3 separate regions of the Homo sapiens genome follow, and regions 1 and 3 are each linked to region 2. Evidence: chromatin loops called from intact Hi-C (ENCODE). Cell type or tissue: gastrocnemius medialis. All regions are shown on one strand. Region 1 has its middle 48 kb from the start of RREB1. Region 2 has its middle 43 kb from the start of LINC03055. Region 3 has its middle 60 kb from the start of LINC03055.

The links. Hi-C counts contacts between places; a loop is a spot of excess contacts. Peaks named below come from ENCODE experiments on the same cell type or tissue, not always from the same donor. Only the 100,000 strongest peaks of a DNase experiment are listed, where the experiment ranks them.
Region 1: a loop joins it to region 2, with 3 times the contacts of the local background. A loop is called at or near these places in 8 of 110 quality-filtered maps.
Region 3: a loop joins it to region 2, with 4 times the contacts of the local background. A loop is called at or near these places in 5 of 110 quality-filtered maps.

What each region holds. Positions count from the first base shown.
Region 1 is chr6:7,055,573-7,063,572 of GRCh38, forward strand. No RefSeq gene overlaps it. Among named protein-coding and RNA genes, the nearest start is that of RREB1, 48 kb to the right of the region's middle. In gastrocnemius medialis, no CTCF peak of the experiment used is centred here; DNase peaks (open chromatin) are centred at 2,226, 2,562 and 3,009; H3K27ac peaks cover 5,085 bases.
Region 2 is chr6:6,925,024-6,933,023 of GRCh38, forward strand. No RefSeq gene overlaps it. Among named protein-coding and RNA genes, the nearest start is that of LINC03055, 43 kb to the left of the region's middle. In gastrocnemius medialis, a CTCF peak has its summit at 3,227; DNase peaks (open chromatin) are centred at 588, 2,578 and 3,088; H3K4me3 peaks cover 851 bases; H3K27ac peaks cover 6,615 bases.
Region 3 is chr6:6,821,558-6,829,557 of GRCh38, forward strand. No RefSeq gene overlaps it. Among named protein-coding and RNA genes, the nearest start is that of LINC03055, 60 kb to the right of the region's middle. In gastrocnemius medialis, no CTCF peak of the experiment used is centred here; DNase peaks (open chromatin) are centred at 3,784 and 4,914; H3K4me3 peaks cover 1,011 bases; H3K27ac peaks cover 6,042 bases.

The DNA.
Region 1 (8,000 bases), 130 kb after region 2:
AGTGCTGGGATGACAGGCGTGAGCCACCGCACCCGGCCAAGAAGTTTAACTGTTGAAGAGTTAAATAAAAACACCAGTAAGGCCAGGCACAGTGGCTCACGCCTATAATCCCAGCACTCTGGGAGGTTGAGGTGGGTGGATCACTTGAGCTCAGGAGTTGGAGACCAGCCTGGCCAACATGGTGAAACCTTGTCTCTCTACTAAAAATACAAAAATTAGCCCAGGGTGGTGGCGCAAGCCTGTAATCCCAGATACTCTGGAGGCTGAGACAGGAGGATCACTTGAACCTGGGAGGCGGAGGTTGCAGTGAGCGGAGATTGCACCACTGCACTGCAGCCTGGGCAACAGAGCCAGACCCTGCCTCAAGAAAAAAAAAAGTGAAAAAAAATGTGCATAAAAAGAGATGATGGATTCACTTACGAAAGTTTCCATGAGTTGGCCAGGCGCGGTGGCTCACGCATGTAATCCCAGCACTTTGGGAGGCCAAGGCGGGCGGATCACGAGGTCAGGAGATCGAGACCATCCTGGCTAACACGGTGAAACCCCGTCTCTACTAAAAATACAAAAAATTAGCCGGGCACGGTGGCGGGCACCTGTAGTCTCAGCTACTGGGGAGGCTGAGGCAGGAGAATGGCATGAACCCAGGAGGCGGAGCTTGCAGTGAGCCAAGCTAGTGCCACTGCGCTCCAGCCTGGGCGAAAGAGCGAGACTCTGTCTCAAAAAAAAAAAGAAAGTTTCCATGAGTTGAGAAGTGGAATAATAAGAGTTTTTTTAAAGTTTTTTCTTCTTCTATTTATTCTCTAAAATGTTGGTAATAAACCTGTACTGCTTCTGTATAAGAGATTTGCTCTTTTTGAGGAAACATTGCCGGGAAGCCACTGTATGAGTGACTGTCAATGAAGTGTCAGACAAAAAGTGCCCAGGAACTTCCAGAAAGGCCAGAGAGCAAAGCAGGCTGGGCCAAGAGGACTGTGTGGAGTACTAGGAACCAAGTTTAGCTTTGTCAAAAGTAGAACGCAGAGGGAACGAGGGAAGGGAGAGGGGAAGGAAGAAAGGTTCAGATGTTGCGGGGTGCTGGGTGTGTTCTGGGAGGGTGGCTGTTAGGTGGCAGCCATCAGGAAGTGCTTCAAAGGGAGATGGTAGGACTTGAACTTAGGCCTTAAAGGCTGTACATGATTTTATACCTAGTGAGAGAGAGGCATTCCTAGTGGCATAAGCCTAGTGAGATAAGCCAAGAGGCAGCAATTTGCACGACACCTTTGGGGAATTTGAATAGGTCAGCTTTGCTAGAAGAGATGGATCATGTATGAAATCTGTCATTTAATGATAGATTATAGTGTTAGGCCCTTATATGCAGGTAATAGGGAATTATGAAAGGATTTTGAGCAGGGGAAATACATGGTCAAAGTTGGATTTGGGGAAAGTTAATCTTATAGGTCCGATTGGAGTGGGAGTTTAGGGGCCATGAATGGCTATTGCAGGGAACCAAGGGGACCTGGACAAGGATAGTATCAATGGGAATTGCTTGGAACACAATGCTTTGTGAGTTGTTATGAAAGAAAAATTGTCATCATTTTATAGTGTTTAGATGTGGAAGGCAGGAGATTGAAGAGTCCAAGATGACAGAGGATTTAAATCCAGAGAGACCTTGAGAGGTGGGACTATCAACAGAAATGAGAACAGGAAGCCAGTGTTCAAGGTAGGTTGAAGGGTTGATTTGCATTTAAGGCTAGGAGGGGTAGCTGGGTTTAGGTGAGTTAGGGGCAATCGATGGGTCAGGGCTGAAACTAGAGCTGTGAGTCATCTATATAGAGGTGATTATCATTCACACGTGTGAATGAGCACCTAAATTTGAATTTGGTGGCAAAGGACTAGTTTTAGGGAACATTCACAATTAGAACTTGCCTCAAAATATAATTTTGCAGGCCGGGAGCAGTGATATGCTTGTAATCCCAGCACTTTGGGAGACTGAGGCGGATGGATCAGTTGAGGCCACGAGTTCGAGACCAGACCTGGGTGACAGAATGAGACTCTGTCAAAAAAAATTTTTTAATATATATTTATATATAAATTAACATTAATAAATGTAAATGTATTAATAAAATTACATATATATGTAATTTTGCAGATTGTCCTCCTTCCTCATAGAGTGTAAGTTAGTCATTCCTTGGCTTTAGTTAGAACCGATACGCTGACTCAGCACTGTTCCAACCAAGTGCTTTAACCCAGCGGCTCCCTAACCTGCCTCATCAGATTAAGAGGCCGCACCACATAGTTGTTGCACCAGAATCTCCTGGGCCAGCAGTCCATTTTTTTTTTTTTTTTTTTTTTGAGACAGAGTCTCGCTCTATCACCAGACTGGAGTGCAGTGGCGCGATCTCGGCTCACTGCAACCTCCACCTCCTGGGTTCAAGTGATTCTCCTGCCTCAGCCTCCCGAGTAGCTGGGACTACAGGCGCGTGCCACCATGCCCAGCTAAGTTTTGTATATTTAGTAGAGACAAGGTTTCGCCACGTTGGCCAGGCTGGTCTCCGTCTCTTGACCTCAAGTGATCCACCCGCCTGGGCCTCCCAAAGTGCCAGGATTATGGGCATGAGCCACCGTGCCCAGCCAGTCTGTATTTTTAATAAGCTTTACAGGTCACTCCGGTATGGATCATTTTGGGGAACCAGTTTCTTAGCTAGTTTGTTGTAGAGCCTGAGACCTTCCCGTGAGACCTCCTATGTCTCTCCCAGGGAGAGAAAGAGCTCAAACTTTTTATGAGTTCGTTTCAACCTGTCCTTTTGCTTTTGTATATGATGGACGGTCATTGATAGTGGTGCTCAAAGTTGTTTTTATCCAGATGACCTGCTGCTTTCCAAATTTAGCACTGGTCTGAAAGAGTGGAGGGATGTGTCAGAAGTCCTCTGCCCTGCTGCTAGGCTGGAAGGAGATTTGGGTTGAAGAGCTATGTGGAGAGTGGAGAGTGACTCAAACTTTGTACATTGAAGCTTGTTGGAATGATGCAATCACCCAGGCATTGGACAGACCACTTCCTGTACCTTTGGATACACAGACCCAGGGTGTGGTATTTGGCAGTACTCTCAGGAGTAGGCTGGCTGATCCTCTTCAAGGGAGCTGAGTAGTCAGAGGTAAGGCCAGGCAGGCTGCAGGCTCCAAACCCACAAATGTTTCTAGTTTAGAGATAGATGGATTGTCAGAAACTTGGAGGGGGATTTCTAAAAGGTGATGAGTATGAACACCTTTCTCAAGGAATACCTGGCTCTCTAGGTATATGTTTCTTTCTTTATTGTCAGAAGACAAATGTCTGTCCTGTGGAGCAGCAGTTACACACGTTGTCACAGCCAGCTTTGAATTAGTTTGATGCTGATGATCTGCCTACAATTATCATTTGCTCTTCATTTTCCCATTTGGTTTATAAGCTGTAAAGAGACGAATTCACCTGTCTATATTATTACATGCCTGGTGAATGAGCAGGCGGAAATGAATGTTTAAAATTGATGGTGGAGGGTTTGAGGGGTAGGATCACACCACACCCCACACCCCATACCCGACTCCAGCATCACATACACAGAATTCAAGCTGTCCATTTTTCTAAGTCTCTAACTGTTGAAGCCAAGGGTGGGTCATTTTGTTATTGCTCCACCCCTACCCAATAAACAGTGGAAGTTGATAGAGTCTAGTGGGGTTTTTTTAATTGTGGGAAAGTATACATGTAAAATTTATTATTATGGCTTGAAGCCGGGAAGCAGAGGTCACAGTGAGACAAGATCATGCCACTGTACTCCAGCCTGGGCGACAGAGCGTGACTCCATCTCAAAAAATAAAATAAAATAAAATAATTTACCATCTGAACCATTTTTAAGCACACAGTTCAGTAGTGTTAAGTGTATTCACATTGTTGTGCGGGAGAATCTAGGTTTTTAAAAATCCATTTAGAATATAAGGAAGTATTCTAAAAATGTCAGAAAATGAAACCCAGAGTTATTAAAAAAAAACTATACATGAAAGAAAATAGTTTTATGTGCAAACACAGCATTTGTATTCTATCCTAAGAGAAGGCACATAGAATGTTTTTCTTGTAGGACAGGCTTGCCTGAGTCTGTCCTTTCACAGTAACTAATTTTAATCAGTACAGAGGAAAAAGACAATCTGGTGCTTGAGATGGCTTTAAGAAGCCAGAAATAGGCCAGGTGCAGTGGCTCATGCCTGTAATCCCAGCACTTTGGGAGGCCAAGGCTGGCAGATGACGAGGTCAGGAGTTCGAGACCTGCCTGCCCAACATGGTGAAAACCCATCTCTACTAAAAACACAAAAATGAGTCGGGAGTGGTGGTGTGTACCTGTAACCCCAGCTACTGGGGAGGCTGAGGCAGGATAATCACTTGAACCCGGTAAGTGGAGGTTGCAGTGAGCTGAGATTGCACCACTGCACTCCAGCCTGGGTGACAGAGCAAGACTCCGTCTCGAAAAAAAAAGACTGGGTGCGGTGGCTCACACCTGTAATGCCAGCACTTTGGGAGGCCAAGGTCTTAAAAAAAAAAAAGCCAGAAGTAGTGCTAGCATCTTGTTTTGTTGTTGTTTGTTTTTGAGACAGAGTCTTGCTGTGTCGCCCAGGCTAGAGTGCAGTGGCGTGATCTCGGCTCACTGCAACCTCCACCTCCCAGGTTCAAGCAATTCTCCTGCCTCAGCCACCTGAGTAGCTGGGACTACAGGTGCCCGCCACCATGCCCAGCTAATTTTTGTACTTTTAGTAGAGATGGGGTTTCACCATGTTGGCCAAACTGGTCTCAGACACCTGACCTCAAAGGATTCAACTGCCTCAGCCTCCCAAAGTGCTGGGATTACAGGTGTGAGCCACCAGGTCCAGCCTAGTGCTAGCATCTTGATACAGATGTTCAAGTTTTCTTGAACCTGTGAGTATACAATGAGAGGAGACATCCAGTCAACTGTGAATTTACAGATTTTAATTTACACAATTTCCTAGAGTTTCCACTTTGTTTTTCTATACTGTATGAAAATATTCTCTTGACAGACACTGAAAGTAGGTGATATTTGCCATTGTTTTCCTAGTGAAAGACAGCTTATTATTATATACGAAAATATGGATATCAGTGGCCAAAAAAATCCACATGGGCAGGGATCTTTACATCTGTTATCAGGTAAATGACCACATCGTTAAATGAAAGAATTTTGAAAGTTGAATAAATCTTACTTAAGATTCACAAGAAAGATTGGAAACATTATTGCCATTTGCTGAAGTTCTTAGTCAACCCAAACTGTATTAACAGTTCATTCTTTTTTTTTTTTTCACATTAGAAAATTTATTTTCACAACCACTTACTGTTTGCACTCAGTTGTTCATAATACCTACAAAACAGGTTTGAAGGCAGTCAGTCCAACAGGATGTGAGCTACAGTTCCAAAGAAGGTATGGTTTGTGTTTTACCAAAGGAGAAATGCCTTCCCTATGTATATGTCTCATGGCTTTGGGAATTTATAGCTTATTTAGCAACCCTCCATTTAAAAAGTGCTGCTAGATTTGAGGAAACTTATAGAATAATTCTGAGTTTCTCTTATCCAAAACTGCTTCAGTAAACTTTTGCTTATCAGTCTTGAAAAGATGTGTTAAAACCAGTTTGGCAACTTTTTAAATATAGCATGCTGGAAGGCCTTGAGAGAAGAGTTTTGAAGCAATATCAGTGTTGGAACTAAAAGGGAACACTTTTATTTATTTATTTATTTATTTATTTATTTATTTATTTTTGAGACGGAGCCTTGCTCTGTCACCCAGGCTGGGGTGCAGTGGCGCGATCTCGGCTCACTGCAATGTCTGCCTTCTGGGTTCACGCAATTCTCCTGCCTCAGCCTCCTGAGTACCTGGAACTACAGGCATGCACCACCACACCCAGCTAATTTTTGTATTTTTAGTAGAGACGTGGGTTTCCCTATGTTGGCCGGGTTGGTCCTGAACCCCTGACCTCAAATGATCTGCCCATCTCGGCCTCCCAAAGTGCTGCTTGGATTACAGGTGTGAGCCACCGTGCCCGGCCTAAAATGGAACACTTTTAAACAAGAATATTCATGATGCACATTTCTCTGTATTTGGAGGGCTCATCTTTTAAAAACCAAGTTTTTGTGATAGGACTGAATTAGTGGAAGAGTTCTCAATGGTAGAACCATACCCAGCATAGGCAATCTAGAGCTTTGTTAAGAACTCAGGAGATTGTTTATGCTGTATGATACCTACATATTCACAACCTTGCCTCCCACTCCATTCCATAAAACTTACTGGAATCTGTTTACAAGCAGTCTTTACACAGATATGTGAATACTTTGTACTACAATAGCATAGACATACGGTATTTCAAATGAGAGTTCTCTCTAAAGGCTTGATTTGGAAGTCATAGTTATTTTTAATAAGGCCGGGCATGAAGGCTTACGCCTATAATCCCAGCACTTTTGGAGGCCGAAATGGAAGGATCACTTGAGGCCAGGAGTTCGAGACCAGCCTGGTCAACACAGTGAGACCACATCTCAATTTTTTTAAAAAAGTTGTTTAAAAAATAAGGTACAGTCACTCTAGCAATTTGAAAGGTATGAATCAACTATTTTATATTGCAGTTCTAGAATATGTTTGTCCTTCCCAGTGCAGTATAGTCACGAGTTTCAGTGGAATTGCTGAAGGAAAGGGGCAGCTGATTCATATTTCTGCATCACAAATCTATATAGAAAAGACAAGTTGAGATGGCTCTGAGAGTCCAGCATATCTTAATTTTAACTTTTATTATAAAGCTGAGATCTTACATTTTAATTGAAAAATGCTCTCATTTAAAATCAAAATATTTATCAATCTGTGGAAGCCTATTTTTACAGTGAAATTCTGTGATCACAAACAGGAAATTTAAGTATTGCATGCTGGTACAGAAATACATTGTTCTACAGTGGCGGCCCTTTGCTTTGTCATGGCTGTGTTTAACAGGACTTTCTGCCTCCTGAAATGTCAGCGTAGCCCTCAAACTCATGTCTATTCTACTTTTGATTACCTTGGTCCTCAGCCAGCCTCATATTTGACACTTTCAGCACGGGCAGTGTAGGTCCTTCTTGATGTTGAGCTGTTAATCTTTTTATTATTTCCTGTCACTTTTCACCATGATTGATGCTCTTGAGCCAGAGGAGGGAAAAGTGATGAAAATGACTTTGAAAACAGCTTTGAAAAGGAGTATTTTAAGTTGGACTTGGGTCTTACCTGAGACCATAAAGCGACTGAAAAAGCGCACGGTATGTTTTGTAAGGCACTACCTGGGCCCTTGCAGTGAGGGAGCAAGTGTGCTAATAACGAGTGCTTGGGACTAGGAGTGCTGAGGGCTCTCCTGGTGTTTGTGCAGCGATTCAGGTGGCTCAGGTCTCTGGGTCTGTGGTGTGAGGGATGCTGAGACCTTCCAGATGGTCTGTATTTAGCTCTGCGGAAAGGTTACAGAAAAGCGTCCTCCTTCCTTTAGACCTAAAAATAAGATTCTTTTTCAGTTTTAGGCATTACCAAGCCTCAGACATTTTTATCTTCTGCAGTATTCCCTCTACCCCACATCCGATTCATTAATTTTGGGTTTGGCTTTGGAAACTTCTCATCTCCTTGCCCCATAGCATGCAGGGTGACCCACTGGAGTGTGAGAAGAAAATATTATAACCTCTATTTGTATTTTTACTTTGTCCTTTCTAAAAAACTATTTTATTGTGGCGAAATATATATAACAACATTTGCCGTTGTAACCATGGTTTTTTTTGGTGGTGGTGGTTGTTGTTTTTGAGACGGAGTTTCGCTCTCGTTGCCCAGGCTGGAGTGCAGTGGCACAATCTCAGCTCACTGCAACCTCTGCCTCCCGGGTTCAAGCGATTCTTCTGCCTCAGCCTCCCAAGTAGCTGGGATTACAGGCACCCACCACCATGCCTGGCCAATCTTTTGTATTTTTAGTAGAGATGGGGTTTCACCATGTTGGCCAGA
Region 2 (8,000 bases):
CAGGCTGTGAGGAAGATGAGCGCATCTCAGCCCAGGTGCTCCTCAGCAAGACGCAGGCTCAACGCTAAGAAAAACTGGCGTCCTCAACTCCTCCTGTCTTTAGGTTTTCTTAGGGGATATAAGATAGGACTCAGACCCACGTGCCTCAATATAAAATGTAAATTACCATTGGTCAATGGTTCCTCCATGTTAATCCTGGATAGAGGAATAGACCCAAACATGTGAAACCCTGGCCCTTAGAAGGAATAAAGCTTTGCACAGAGAACCATGACACAGAAAATGGGTCCCTGCCCAGAAGAGCTTACAGACTAATACCTATAAGGGCAGAAGCAAAACAGGTTTTCCCCATACGGCATGTTGTTGAGATCTTGCTCTTAATGGTATAAATCTTTGTAAATCCTCCAGATTGAAAGATGAATTGAGGGAAGCGTGGTGTGTATAGCAGAAGGCATTTCAGCCGGCCTGTGGATAATGTGACAAGCCCAGGGACTCATGACCCGAGTAACCATGTGGAGGGTCCTGCCAGGAGGGGCAGGTGCTACTACTGCTGAAGACTGTCCCTCCAGACTGTCCTCTCTGACACTGGCCACTAAGCCCAGGCAGTCGCCCAGCCCACGGCCCACCTCCATGCATCTGTCTCTATTTCCCAAGAAGAGTGTGCCAGATGCCAACTGGGTTATGCTGAGACTGAGCTTGACTTGTCTTGTTCCCAGTGCCCAACACCAAACTGGGCACACACAGTCCGTGCTCAGTATTGATGGCATGAAAAAAATGAATTAACTAATGCACTTGAGAAAACAGCCCCCAAGCCTAACCTTAAACCCTAACCTAACCCTAACCCTTCTTTTTGAACTTTCATTACAGGACAAACATGAGAAGCATCCTTGGTCACTTTTACAAATGAGTATCTTCATTACATCACACTCTAAACATGATCACTGAGTCATAGTTCGTTCAAGTTGGAAGGAATCTCAGATATCTGCTAGCCTGGCCATTTCCTTTAACACGAGAAATGTGATCAATTCCACCAGGCAGCGAATGTCTTAACTACTTGCCGACACAGGACCTTAGTAACCTGAAGACAAATAATGTCCACAAGGCAGCATAAGGACCTCCCAAAATCTGGCCAGACCTGAGGGTGTTCATTAGAAGACCTTTACATTGTAAATCTCTATTTCATTGTAAACTCTACAAGATTTGGAAGTATATTCATGTGTGGGAACCAAATCAGCTAGAATTGTTTTTCAAATTATTAAGGTATACTCACAGCAAGCAATTCTTTTAAATTTAGCTGTCACTGAGGAACTGTTATATGCAAGACTCTCCAAAGGTACTCTAGAGGGATGCAAAGGTGAGTTCAATATCGCTGCCCCCAGAGGCTCCTGATTGTATGCAGGCCAGACAAACATGTACCAACGATCCTGATACAAGGCAGACCACAGCACCTGCTGCAATAGAGAAACAAGGTTCAGAGGGAAAAATAACTTCAAGGACTTGGGCCCAGCAGCTGAAAAGGGAAGGAAGTACCTAGTCCTTGAGAGGCGGGTGGAAATCCAACAGGTACGTGGAAGAAGGCAAAGGCATACCGCATGAAGGAATCAGCATTAGCTAAAGCAAGGGATAAATGGGAATCATTTTTTAAAATTTTACACCAACTGTATGTTGGACACTTTAGAAGTATAAATTCATTTATACTCACAACAACCAAATAAATTAGGTATCACTGCTTCCATTTTTCAGAGGAGGGAACTGGACTTCGGAAAGATTAAAAATGTATCAAATGAGGGTCAGGAGTATATAACGCATACGGGGCAAAGCCCAGATGTGAACCCCTGCAAGGCTGACTCCAATGCCAGGACTTTCTCCACTTCGCCGGCTGCCTCCCTGGGAGGGGGAGATGGCAAGGCATAGTTTAGGGACATTAGCTCCGTGTGGCTAGTTCATGGGGACAGGGGAACTCGGATGGTAAGGGGTTGAGAAAATGAGGAAGATGACAGAGAAAGGAGGGAGGCAGGAGGAAAACAAGATAAGAGCTTTGCTGCTGGTTGTTTTGTAAGATGAAGGAAACTAGAGAAAGTCTCAAGATTCAGGGCTCAGAGGAAAAGGAGGTTTAAGATGAGAAGAAGTGACAGCTGAGCAGGATCGCAGAGAAAGAAGAGAGACCAGGCACCGTGGCTCACGCCTGTAGTCCCAGCTACTCAGGAGGCTGGGGCAGGAGGATCATTTGAGCCTGGGAGGTCAAGGCTGCAGAGAGCTATGATTGCACCACTTCACTCCAGCCTGGGTGACAGTGAGACCCTGTCTCAAAAATAAAAATAAATAAATAAATAAAGAGAAGGTTAGCAGCAAGGGTGGGGGCTTTAGCCTTAGAAAGAATAAGGAACATTTCTCCCCCAAAACAAAATGAAAGAAAAAGAGAATGAGAAATTATCCCCATTAAAAAAAAAAAAAAGTCAGCAATCTCCGTAGTGGGGAGGGGTGGTTTGCTTAGCCAATGCAGTGAAGAGGTCTGTTCTGGAGAGGGGAACGAGCAGGGTCAGTTAGGGCTGGAGGAGAGTGGAAAAGATTTGGAGCAGCTGTCCTGGGAATCTGATAGGGAGCTAAAAACGGAGTCAGAGGACCATGCCTGAAGGCACTGGGAGCGTCCCCAGCAGGACTGGGCAGGGCGTCCAATTACTTTCGGGGCACAAATCTCTTCAGTGGAATTCAGCACTTTGGGATCAGGAGTAGATGAAAGGATTGCCCAGGGAGACACAGGGGAAGGTCAAGAGGGTAAGAAAAGGGAGGTGCTTTTGAGAACTTTGCCAAATCATTTCACCACAAAGGGAGGGAGGGAGGGAACAGATGCAACCAGGACGGGTCCACAGTGCCAAACACAAGGAGGGGCTCCAGGGGCCGCGATAAAGGCGAAGAAGAGGCTTAGCAGGAACGAGTGAGTGGGACCCATGGAAGGACGGGGTGGTGGCTACAAAGCCATTTCCGAGATGGCCATCCGGAGGGTGGAGCCTCCTACGGGGTGTGGCTATGCAGAGTGGCAGAGACGCTGAGGGAAGGGGGTCACTGGGCTTGAAGGGGTCAGGTCAGCCAGGGAGAAGTAGGACCGAGGATCACAACCCTGAAGCCCTGCAGAGGAGGGTAGCAGGGGTGGGGCAGAATGAGGACCAGGCGCCGTGCGGAAGCCACCCACCAAGCTCACACAAGGGATGTGGCTGAACATGTGCTGGGCAAACACTAGAGGGTGAGAGTGGGGCTGACTTAGTAAAAGGGACATGTGGCTTGATTTTTAGTGAAATACCATAGTGTCACAACTAGTGCTGTCTCTGCCCCACGCCAAAAGGAAAAGTCAAGTGAAATAGGCTGGGTAGAATTCCCCCAGGGTAGGCAAAATGCTAGGAATCTGTACAGAGAGGGAGGCCAGAGGGAGTGAAGAAGGCACAGGGCACGGTATGGCGCACGGACGTCCTGGGTGGAAACCTACTAAGGCTGAGCTCTTGAGATTTAGAAAGTGTCTTCTTTGACCCTATGCCTTAAACAAAGCCAGCCCAGCCATCTATCCTGTGTCCAGAACTAACAGTAGAGGGCCTGTAGGTATCTCGACCCCTCCTCACAGCAGAAGCCCGATACTCACCCCTAGGCAGGTGTCTTTTTTTTTTTTTTGAGCGGCGTCTCGCTCTGTCGCCCAGGCTGGAGTGCAGTGGCGCGATCTTGGCTCACTGCAAGTTCCGCCTCCCAGGTTCACGCCATTCTCCTGCCTCTGCCTCCCGAGTAGCTGGGACTACAGGTGCCCACCACCACGCCCACCTAATTTTTTGTATTTTTAGTAGAGATGGGGTTTCACCGTTTTAGCCAGGATGGTCTCGATCTCCTGACCTCCTGATCCGCCCGCCTCGGCCTCCCAAAGTGCTGGGATTACAGGCGTGAGCCACCGCGCCCGGCCTAGGCAGGCGTCTTAACTGGCTCCTCTCCAATGCCTGCACGGGCCAGGTTCCAACCCCAGCCCCCGTGTTCACCCCTCAATTTGAGAACAGGTTTGACTCCACCTCATTTGACCTTGGTCTTCTCTTTTTTTCTTTTTTTTTTTTTTGAGACAAGGCCTTCCTCTGTTGCCTAGGCTGCAGTGCCGTGGTGCAATCATGGCTCACTACAGCCTTCAACTTCTGAGTTCAAGGGATCCTCCACCCTCAGCCTCCCCCAAGTTGCCAGGGCTACGGTTGCTCCCCGCTAAACCTGGCTAATTTTTTTTATTTTTTGTAGAGATGGGCTGTCACTGTGTTGCCCAAGCGATCTCAAACTCCTGGGCTCAAGCGATCCTCCCACCTCAGCCTCCCAAATTGCTGGGATTACAGGCTTGAGCCTCCATGCTCAGCCTAGTACTCTCTTGGACACAGTTTTAGACTCAATGATAGCCTCCACCACCATCCCCTGCCAGGCCTTGCCCACTTCAAGACAGCATTTCATAACAACTAACATTTAGCACTGCTCAGTACATGCAAGGCATGGGCTAGAAAAGGCCTTGAAAGTCCTTCCGTTCCATTCCGATTCCTCCTATAACCTTTCCACCAAAAACTGACGCAATGCTGCTAGAACATCCCAGAGCCTGGGAAGTCACTCCTCCTGACACTGTCCATCTCACTGCAGAGTGAATGAATGGCTCTGCTGGAAACTCTTCGCTACTGAATCCTTGTTCTTTCCTCCACAGTCATGCAGAACAAGCGTCATTTCTTTCCCATCTGATAGGAATCTGAAGATGACCATCCTATCTCAACAAAGCCTCCTCCTTTCCAGGAGAAATACACCTCCAGGTCTTTACACTTCTGCTCGTGAGACACATCCTCAGGTTCTGTCCCCTGCCTGTTCCTCTTGCCCAAGTCCCTCTTAAGATGTGCTCCCTGGCATCACACACGGCAAACACTTAGAGCACTGACTGTGCCAGCCACTTTCCAAGCCCGTAGCACATATTAACTTATTTAATCCTCATACTAATGCTATATGCTATTGGTACCGTTATGATTTGCATTTTACAGATGAGGAAACTGTGGCAGACGTGGAAAATAACTGGGCCAAGACTAGTACCAGTGGCAGAGATGAGAATCGAGTCCAGGCAATCTGGATGCACTCAGAAGCCCCATGCTGACCCTCAAGCTTGGCAGCCATTGGAATCACCCTGGGGAGTTCTAGAAACTCCCGAGCCTGGGATCCACCCCTAGAGATTCTGATTTGACTGCACCATGTATCATCTGGGCATCTGAACTTTTAAAATCCATCCAGGTGCTTCAAGTGAGCAGTCAAGAATGAGAACGACTGCTCTCTGCTGTCAAGCTAACACATTCCCAGGGCAGTCTGGCTGGGGCAGAGTAGGGTTGCATTAGAGAGGAGTGATGGAAATTTCCAGGCTTCCCTGGAAGAGGCTAATGCAGGGACAGGCTCAGACACGGGTGACAAGAGCCAGCCTTGCAAGAGCGCTAAATAAACAGTGACTCGGGTGGTACGAGTCTAGAGGCTTTCTCAAAAAAGGAAAGTAAGAAAAAGAAGACACAGAATCCTCCCCTTATAGGATACTTGGCTTCAAGGGCTTCCTCTGGAAAGGACTTCCCCTGGTCACAAAGCCCACCTTGGGCACAGAGCCATCGCTTCCTCAGTCAGCAGCTGCCCGTCCAGTACCATCAGCACAGCTTCCTGATCGCCTTCCAAAGGCTAGAGGTGGATGCAGCAGGGGTGCCAGCCCTTCCCATCCCACCCTCTCCTCTTTCCTGGTTCTGTGAATTAGAACAAGAAAGCACAGGGGCCAGTGGCTCCACAGGCTGAGGACAGGGCCTCTCCCATTCCCAATCGAACACAGTCTCCAGCCCTGCCTTCAAAGGGTATCTGAACTTGGGCCATCCCATGGTACCACTCTTCACTTTCCTATCTCTCTGCTGATATTCCCTCTTGAGCCTAAGCTTGGGTTATTGCTGTTTTTTTTTATTTTTTGTTAGTTATTATTTTTAGAGATGGGGGTCTCACTGTGTTGCGCAGGCTGGTCTCAAACTCCTGGCCTTAAGTGATCCTCCCACCTCAGCCTCCCAAAGTGCTAGGATTACTGGCATGAGCCACCATGCCTGGCCAGGGTATTGTTTTTAAAGCACAAGGGTCTTTATCAGTTAAAGAGAAGCCAATCAGATATTCTCTGGTTGTGCTGGAAACTTCTGCATCTTTCAGTTCCTTGAACTCGCTCTCAGCCATCTGGGCCACAGTGTCAGGGCACAGGGTGAGGCTCTGACCTTGAACAGCTCCACGAAGGCTCAGTAGCCCTTTCCTCCTTTTCACCATCCCCCTCTGCCATCCCTGGAAACCCAGACAGCCATGGCAACCTGAGCATGAATAAAAGAGAAACTACCCTCACCCCAAGCCCTATTAATACTTAATGCCAACATCTGAATGCAAATTGACTTCACTTTTGTTTTATTCCCTTTCCTCCGTGCCCCTCTCTGATATAGAATGCCTTTCATGGAAGGCAGCAGCGGTCCTTCTGTTTGCTAGAAATAGGGAGTCAAGGTGGAGGTTCCTAGCACGGAGGAGAGAAGCACAAACAGGACTGCACATGGCTGGGGCAAACCCGGAAGTTCCAAACTGTATTTTTTAGAATCTTTCCAAATGAGAGTGCATCTCAGGGGCATTTCTTCTCTGTAGAGGTCACAGTGACTTGCTCAACCTGTGGGGGGAATTTTGCAAACAAGGATAGAATATTGGTAGCCTGGAAGCTGTGAAAAATAATCTCCTTCTAAACCTGTAAATCCTCTCTTTTTCTACAGCTAAGAAAAGGCAGATGGTTCAGCAGACAGCTTTGTTCCTATCCTGCACAGTCTCTGAACCTGGCGCTTTTCTCGTCTGTGTGGCAAGACTAAGGCACAGAGGGTTTTAAAGGGGGTTCGGGGTATTAAGTTTTAAAAAGAGAGCAAGAAAGGCAAATGTTGATATAAAAATATTTAATTGTTTGGAATGGCAAAGAATCAGGTAGGTGCTTGAGAAATAAGAAAATTGTTAACACTGTGTCTGTAGTAATAGGGTGAAAAAAAAGAAAGAAAATTGAACAGATCTGGGGTATTTATTAATGAGTTACTTATATTTCTGGTAAAAAGGTGAGGCTAGTGTAGAGTTCATTCACTATAAGGGTGTCTTAAATAGGGGTACTGGCCAGTGGCTCTATTTTTGCAGAGAGGAGTGTGATGACAAAGAAGGGGTCTTGAGCAAATGTCTACTTGCTGTTGGATGCATTTCATTTTCAGCCTCTCTGTGTTTGTAAACACACACACACACACACAAACACATACACACCCACACACACAATACACACACACGCACACACACGCACGCACACACATGCACACACACACATGCATACACACAAATACACATGCACACAAATACACATGCACACATGCACACATACACATGCACACACATACACACATGCACACATGCACACATACACATGCACACACATACACACACATGCACATACACACATGCACACATACACATACATACACACAAATACACATGCACACATGCACATACACACATGCACACACATACACACACATGCACATACACACATGCACACATACACATACATACAAATACACATGCACACATGCACATACATGCACACATACACATACACGCACACACAATACACACATACACATACATACACAAGCACATACACACATGCACACATACACATACATACACATGTACATACATACACATACATACACACATACACACACAAATACACCCATACACACACATACGCAGGAGCTGTGAGAGTCAATCCCCACTCATGTGAGCGGTGTGAGTACCAACGACACAAGGAACTAGGGCCAGAGAATACGTCTGCTAACATAGTGTTTCCTAAACCCTCATGAACCGTCTGCGAGGACAAAGATGTCATAATTCTTTGGGAATTGTTTTCTAGATTGATGGGGGACATGTATAGTTCAGAGCAGAGATAAAAA
Region 3 (8,000 bases), 100 kb before region 2:
CTATCTTTTTAAAAGGAGGAGGAGGAGGAAGAGGACATGATGACGGGGGAGGAGGGGGAAGAGGGAGAAGGAGAAGGAGAAGGTCCTTTCATCCTTACTTAACCGTAAGACAAATTTGAATCCAGCTGCATCACTTAGTAGCTGTGTGATCTTGGACAAGTTTCTTTACCCCTCTGTGCCTCACTTTCCTCATTTGTAAGATGGAGATGATGGTGATAATGATAGTGGTGATGATGATGATGATGGTGTGGTGTTGATATTTGTGGTGATGATGGTGATGATGATGGTGGTGATGATGGTGGTGATGATGATGGTGGTGATGGTGGTGGTGATGATGACGATAGTTGTGGTGGTGGTGATGGTGATGATGGTGGTGATGATGGTGGTGGTGACGATGATGGTGATGATGGTGATGGTGATGATGGTGATGGTGGTGATGATGGTGATGATGATGGTGTGGTGATGATGATGGTGTGGTGATGATGATGGTGATGGTGATGATGGTGGTGATGATGGTGATGATGATGGTGTGGTGATGATGACAATACTACCAACCTCATAGGATTTGGGGGGAGGCTTGAAACTGTTGATATGTGTGAAACCACAGAGATATGCCTTGCACATAGGAATGCTCAGTGCACTGAGGCCATTCTTTAAAACTCTGGCTGGAAACCCCTTCACACTCCCCAGTTCCCACAGAGACTCCATCTTCTCCCTCTGCTTCTTCCTGCCTCCCTGCCTTGTGTTCTTTCAGAGTCCCTCCTGACTGTGTCTTTTCCCCATCCCCTTTCCCCCAAAAGACAGCTGGGTTTCAATATTAAAATCAGCGCTTTGGAGTCTGACCAAGGTGAATTCATATTCTTGCTCCACCCCATCCTGGCTTGGGCAGGTGCCTGGCTGTCCTCACCTGGAAACTGTGGCCTCCATCCTGCCTCCCAGACCTAGTCACAGCCATGAGGATGCCAGCCAGGAAAGTGAAAGAATGCCCGCCCTGAACAGGAGCTCAACAAATGGAGCCATTCTGCTTCCATGGCACCTGATGCCTAATTCTGCAGTTGCTCCCAGTTTCCCTCTTTTCTTCCACCCTCCAGACCATATTGTGCTACTAACAAGAACCACCACGTACTGAGCATTCGTGCCTTCCCAGCACTGTGCAAAGAATTTTGCTCCTGTAATCCTCACAACTCCTGGATTTGGGTTCTGCCCTCTGCTCCCAGAGCTCTGTCTACATTTCCCAAGGGTACCACTCAAATAACAGCGCATTGCTGTGAAGATCAAAGCAATAGGTTCACAGTGGGAAAAGAAGAGGAAGACATGAAGGGGCACCTAATGGGGTGACCAGCCCTCCAGGCTTGCCCAAGGCTGAGGACCAACCTGAACGGACGGTCACTCTAACAATCCAGTCATCCACAATGTCCAGGATGCCTGAAAATATCTTTTGCTGCTATAACAATGGCTCAGAAACCCACCTGACGATTTTGGAAGGTACTTAACTTCTCTGAGCCTCAATTTCATCATCTAAAACAGGGATAGCAATGGCTACCTCCTCACGGGGCCGCTGGAGAGATAAAAAGGGAAGAAGTGCATCCAGCATCCTCGCAGCATTCGTCTCATGGTGAGCCTTCCTCCACAGGTGTCAGCATCAAGTCCTGGAAATCACACCTGGGCTTGTCCACCTGCCAGCCACCACCCCTGGCCACTTCCTTATTCTCTCCAAATCTCAACTACCCGAACTTAATCAGTTCAAGCCAGGCACAGTAGCTCACACCTGTAATCCCAGCAATTTGGGAGGCTGAGGTAGGAAGATCCCTTGAGACCAGGAGTTTAAGATCAGCCTGTTCCACACAGCAAGACTCCATCTCTACAAAATATTCTTTTTTAAAATCGGCTCAGTGGGGAGATTAAGTAAGTTATAGACAGCTTGTGAAGAAGAAAAGAGGAGGAAGAAAAAAGAGAAGGAAGAAGAAGAAGAAAAGGAGGAGGAGGGGGAGGAGGAGGAGGCAGAGAGAGAGAAAGAAGAAGAAGAAGGCGGCAGAGAGAGAGAGAGAGAAAGAGAGAGTGCTAGCTGAAAAGAGCATTTTGCCTAGACTCCACTGACCAGGCCTCACAGTTTTTAGAAAAAGGAAGAAGACAAACCTCACAGATGCAGACTGGCTGGAAAACCCCAGTCCCTCAGTTCTTAACCACCAGACAGGGAAGTCTTGGCCAAACAATGGTGGAACAGATTCTTTGAGGGACAGACAAGAGACAGAGGGGGACAGAGGGCCCCAGCTTCAGCCTGATGCTTGGGTTTGAAATGTCCAATCCACCAGCACACCTGACACTCCTTGGCAGGAAGAGGACAGAAACCCTGGCAATCTGGGGGGAGGCACAGCCTGTTCACAGAATCAGAAATGTGGGAGCAAAAGTCATGGCCTTTGGTTCAGAAATGCCAAACATCTAATCACCTCCGGCAAAGTCCCTGGCCCAGTTCCATGTTATTGTGACCTCTGAGTCCTGGCCGAGTGCAGGGCAAACTCCACTACCTGCTCGGTGGCCCACGGGTCCCTTGCTCCTGGCACTGGGGTCCTGTTTCTTTTTACCCTTTCCAACTGGGCTATCTGGCAGGGATCAATCAGTCCCCACATAGAAGACACACTGGCAGGGGTCTCCAAGGCCTTTATGTGAAGGTCGGTGGCTTGGACGTTACTATTTTTTCAAATGGATTAAATGCCAATGGCATGCTGAGCCCACGGAGAAATCAGAGGTAGACAGTCGGCAGGCAGGCACTCTGGGGAGATAAACAGATGCGTGGCATTCCACAGCTCTGAGGAAAGATGCCCCTTGAAGCTAGGGAGAAGCTTTTGTCCATGCTGCCACCTTTAGGGGCTTTCTCAGAAATTCCCACTCCTACGCTCAGTGACGGGATCATCAGAGCCTAACAGCTTCTTGGCCATGGTCGTGCACAGCCATCGCCAGCCACCCTGGAGATGGCAGGCTGTGCTGGGACGGCCCTTTGCTCCCTGCACCCCAGGTGCTCCATCATGACAGGGCAGCTGGAGGCAGGAGCAGCCCCACTGTGTTCTTCACAGCCACCCTAGCTTGGATCAGCTGGTCCCTCTCCTGGGGCTAAAGCAGCGAAGGATTTACATCAACCCAGAAGGAAAAGCCACTGCTTTTGGAAGGGGCCAGGGAAGTGCAGCAGGAGGGGTCAGCAGAGCAAGAGAGGACAGGGACCCACCATGATGATGAAACTGATGACTTCTGTTGCCTCCAGTTGATCGCCCCACTCACCCTCAGCACCTGTACCAGCCTGTGCTCGCCTCCCGCTGTTGCAGGTGTGGAGGCTCAGGACACGCGGGGTGGGGGCAGCCCCTGAGTTCTCCTGCTGTGGAGGGACAGCTCTGACAGGAGTTAGGTTCCTACACTGATTTGGGACAATTACTCTTTCTCTGGGCTTCAGTTTCCTCATTTGCAACATAAAAAGCTTGGGTTTGATGGGTTTTTGAAGGTCCTTTGAGCTCTCTGATTCAGCAATGTGAGTGGAGTCTAGCCGGGAATGGCCCCCAAATGTGCGGCTGGCCCCATCTCTGTGGAGGGATGGAGATGGAAAATCAGGATGTGGTGGCAGGGCTGTCTGTGGGATTCTCCTGGGAGCAATGCTCTTCCCCATCTCACAACTCACCCACACGGCCCTGCCAGATGCCCTGGGTCTGCACCAAACGTTCTCCACCCTCACAGCTTACATCCTGGCTCACCTTGCAAATGACTCATGACAGCCGGGGACAGGGTGCCCCAGAGCACGCCCACAAGTCAGTGCCCATCCGCCCCTTCTCCAGGTGCCACTGCTGGGAGCTGTGGAGTTGTCAGCTGTTCCTAAGCCAGGGGCGCTCCTTGAGTTACAAAACCGAGAGGACATGGAAATTGAAATAGGAGAAGCAGCCAGTGGGGGCCAAAGGGCCCCTGGGCAGCTATGGAAAGACAACCCTGCCAGAGTGAGCACATTATTTATCAGCTCTCTTGGGGAGACATATATGGTTATAAACAGAACCTCTTCCTATCACAAGACATGCCTGCCAGCCTTTTCATGGATCACCAAAGCACCCCCAAGCTTCGCGCTTAGGGTGATTGCCAGGCATGGGAAACACCTAACAGTTGCATGTCAGCACCGAAGGAAGTGGGATTCAGACAAAAGGTGTTCCATTTCACAGCAGGGAGGAGGGAACGCCTTGGAAGAAAAAAGTCTTTCTTGGGGCTACCCAGCAAGCCCAGCCAGAGCTTCTCAGCAATCAGGTGTGCATTTCTGGAGCCCAAACCACTCATTCTCAACCCAGGAACGGGATTAGGGGACTAGGGATATTTTGAGACCCAAAGAAAATTGACCCCCTACAAAAGAGCCCAAAGTGTTCCCAGCATTCTGCAAACCAGCATCTGGACTGCGAGGACATGAGGGCTGCATTGAGTCGGGGGAGAAGGAAGGCTGGCCAGTTAGGAATGACATCATGTGGCCACCGCTAAAAAACAAACAAACAAACAAAAAAAAAACAAAAAAAAAACGCACTCTGCTGTTGAGAGCTGGGGCATAAATGCCACGGCAGTTGCTGGGCATTTATGCCCCAGCTCTTAACAGTGGAGTGGGAATGGATCTCTCCAGGTTGGATCGAGTGGCTGCTTTCCTGGAAACCAGGCTCCTGGTTGCTAGGGCCGATAAGACAGGGAAAATGCTACACTCGGTGTTCATGGGAAAACATTTTGATATTGAAGAAGAGCTGAGACGTGTTAACAGTTGAATAAAAACAGAGCAGCCCTGGCTCAGGGGCTGCAGCTACCCGCCCGGCGGGCACTCAGATTACCCACGTGGTGTGCTGCAGGCAGTGAGTCAGACCGTCCATGCTCCTGAGACTGAGGGATGACAATCCCAAAAGGACACACCACCAAATGTGGCTCCTCCAAGTAGGTCCAAGGACCTGGCCTCTACTCCAGATGGCTGTGGGCCCCTGCAGGCCTCTCACTGCAGCCAGCCACCCCGGCACACACAGTGACTGTGGACGCTGATAGGCAGTGTCATAAGGCTGTAGATGGGGAAAGGGACTGTACAGGCGAATGGGGGATGCTCTGTGGCAGGGCACAGGAAGCCCCTAATGGGGACAGATTCTCCACTGGCAGGTGTGGCCAGAGGGGCACTGGCCTTGGAGCCTCTGTTTGTAGCTCTGTGCTGGGGCTTGGGGCACAGGGCAGCCCTCAAAGGGAAATGGTTTTAGTGGTTCAGGAAATGAAACCCTTTGGCAGAGACCCAGAGCTGGCCTGACGCACGCTGCTTTCTGCCCTACAGCAAACAGCGTGGTAACAAGGTGCCTTTAGGTTTCCATTTTAATCCACTAAGCCAATGCCTTGCCTGAGATTTACAAAGTTTAGACCCCACATTGGAAGATCCAAATGTCCCTCATTATCTGCCTCCCACAAGACAGCTACGAATTTTCCCATACGTAACTAATAACTTCAGTTTTTCTCTGCTATTTCCTACTGGTCTCCACGATCTCTCGGGAAAAGCGTGAGAGCACTGAGCTCAGGATGGCTGGACCCAGCAAGGCCTGAGGGTGGGGCTTAGGGCCACAGTGCTGCCATTGACCAGTGGTGCTGGGAGCCGGGAGGCCCAGTTTTGTTTTATGCGCCCGGCTGGGCATCACTGCCCCAACCAGGGAAGCAGAAATCAGTGAGTCCCAGCTACTTCTCCGTGATGCTCCTCTCACCACAGATACTCCTGAGAGATTGGATCAATGAGTCCCAGCTACTTCCCTGTGATGCTCCTCCCACCGCAGATACTCCTGAGAGATTGGATTGTGTTCCGGAGGGGAGTGGGAATAATGGACAGAGGAGAGAGAAGAGAAAGGGAAAAGAGAGAAGGAGAGAGGTCTGAAGCCAGCAACCCAGCGGGGTAAGGCAGAAAGTGGGAGCACAGAAGGGAAGACAGAGGGGGCTCCCCACCCGGCAGGAGACGACCCGGCATGCTTAAAGTAGAATGCAAAACACAAGTTTTGCATTGTTTAAAAGGAATATTGTGAAAGAAAAAGGAGGCCGGGTGTGGTGGCTCATGCCTGTAATCCCAGTTCCTTGGGAAGCCGAGGCGGGTGGATCGCTTGAGCTTGGGAGTTTGAGACCAGCCTGGGCAATACGGTGAAACCCTGTCTCTACAAAAAACACAAAAATTAGCCAGGCATGGGGGCACGTGCCTGTAATCCCAGCTACTCCGGAGGCTGAGGTGGGAGGATCAACTGATCCTAGGAGGTCAAGGATACAGTGAGCTGAGATTGAGCCACTGTACTCCAGCCTGGGTGATAGAGCCAGACCCTGTCACGCCAGTAATCCCAGCACTTTGGGAGGCCAAGGTGGGCGGATCACGAGGCCAGGAGATGGAGACCATCCTGGCTAACACGGTGAAACCCCGTCTCCACTAAAAATACAAAAAATTAGCCAGGCGTGGTGGCTGGCACCTATAGTCCCAGCTACTTGGGCGGCTGAGGCAGGAGAATCGCTTGAACCTGGGAAGGGGAGGGTGCAGTGAGCCGAGATCACGCCACTGCACTCCAGCCTGGACAACAGAGCGAGACTCCAAAAAGACAGACAAAAAGATAGAAAGAAAGGAAGGAAGGAAGGGAGGGAGGGAGGAAGGGAGGGAGGGACTGCTTGAGAGTAGAGGCTGGGAGAAGGGTCAGGATCAAAAAACTACCTATCTAGTACTATGTTCATTATGTGGGTGACAAAATAATCTGTACACTAAACCTCTGTGACATGCAATTTACCCAGTAACCAACCTGCATATGTACTCCCTGAACCTAACACACAAATTGGACAGAAAGAAGAAAAAAAAGACCAGGCACCATGTCTCACGCCTGTAATCCCAGCACTTTGGGAGGCCAAGGCGGGCAGATCACTTGAGGTCAGGAGTTCGAGACCAACCTGGACAATGTGGTGAAACCTCATTTCAACTTAAAAAAATACAAAAATTAGATGGGCGCTGTAGCACACACCTGTAGTCCCAGCTACTCAGGTGGTTGAGGCACGAGAACCACCTGAACCCAGGAGGCAGAAGTTTCAGTGAGCCAAGATAGCGCCATTTAACTCCAGCCTGGGTGACAAAGTGATGCTCTGTCTCAAAAAAAAAAAAAAAAAGAAAATGGAAAAGACTGAAAAGTTGAAGTGGGGGGAAATTAATCAGTTAGAAACAAGGCTATACCCCAAGAAGGAGCTGAAATTTGAAGTTTAGAAAATAAGGCAAACTACATATATGTGTAATATATATAAAGAAAAAACAAGAAGCAAACATCTAATTAGAGCAACAATCTTCATTCCAGAAAGGTAGCAGAAATAAGCACTTAGCAAATTTAAAGTATTCTGACTAGCAGAATGACAATGACAAAAAAAAAAAACAATATTTATAAAATTGAGCAGTGGCCTTCAAACATTTTTGTCAGGGGGAAAAAATTCAAGTGGTACTAGTGCATTAATACTGCTTTGTTTATAAATTTCATATGATTGCCTCTATATAATTTTTAGAAACATTAGGAAATATAAGAACAAAAATTTAAAGAAAATATTTTAATAATTTAAAATATTTTATTTATCAACCATATAAAAAGCTTTATATGAGGCTGGGCACAGTGACTCATGCCTGTAATCCCAGCACTTTGGGAGGCCAAGGCGGGTGGATCACGACGTCAGGAGATCGAGACCATCCTGGCTAACACAGTGAAACCCCGTCTCTACTAAAAATACCAAAATTAGCCAGGCGTGGTGGTGGGCACCTGTAGTCCCAGCTACTCAGGAGGCTGAGGCGGGAGAATGGCATGAACCCGGGAGGCGGAGCTTGCAGTGAGCCGAGATTGCGCCACTGCACTCCAGCCTGAGCGACAGAGTGAGACTCCATCTCAAAAAAAAAAAAAGCTTTATATGTAATGTTAATATTCTATGAGAGTAATATGATTGAATAATTTTAGTTATTTTTTCAAATCTTGGCTTAGCAT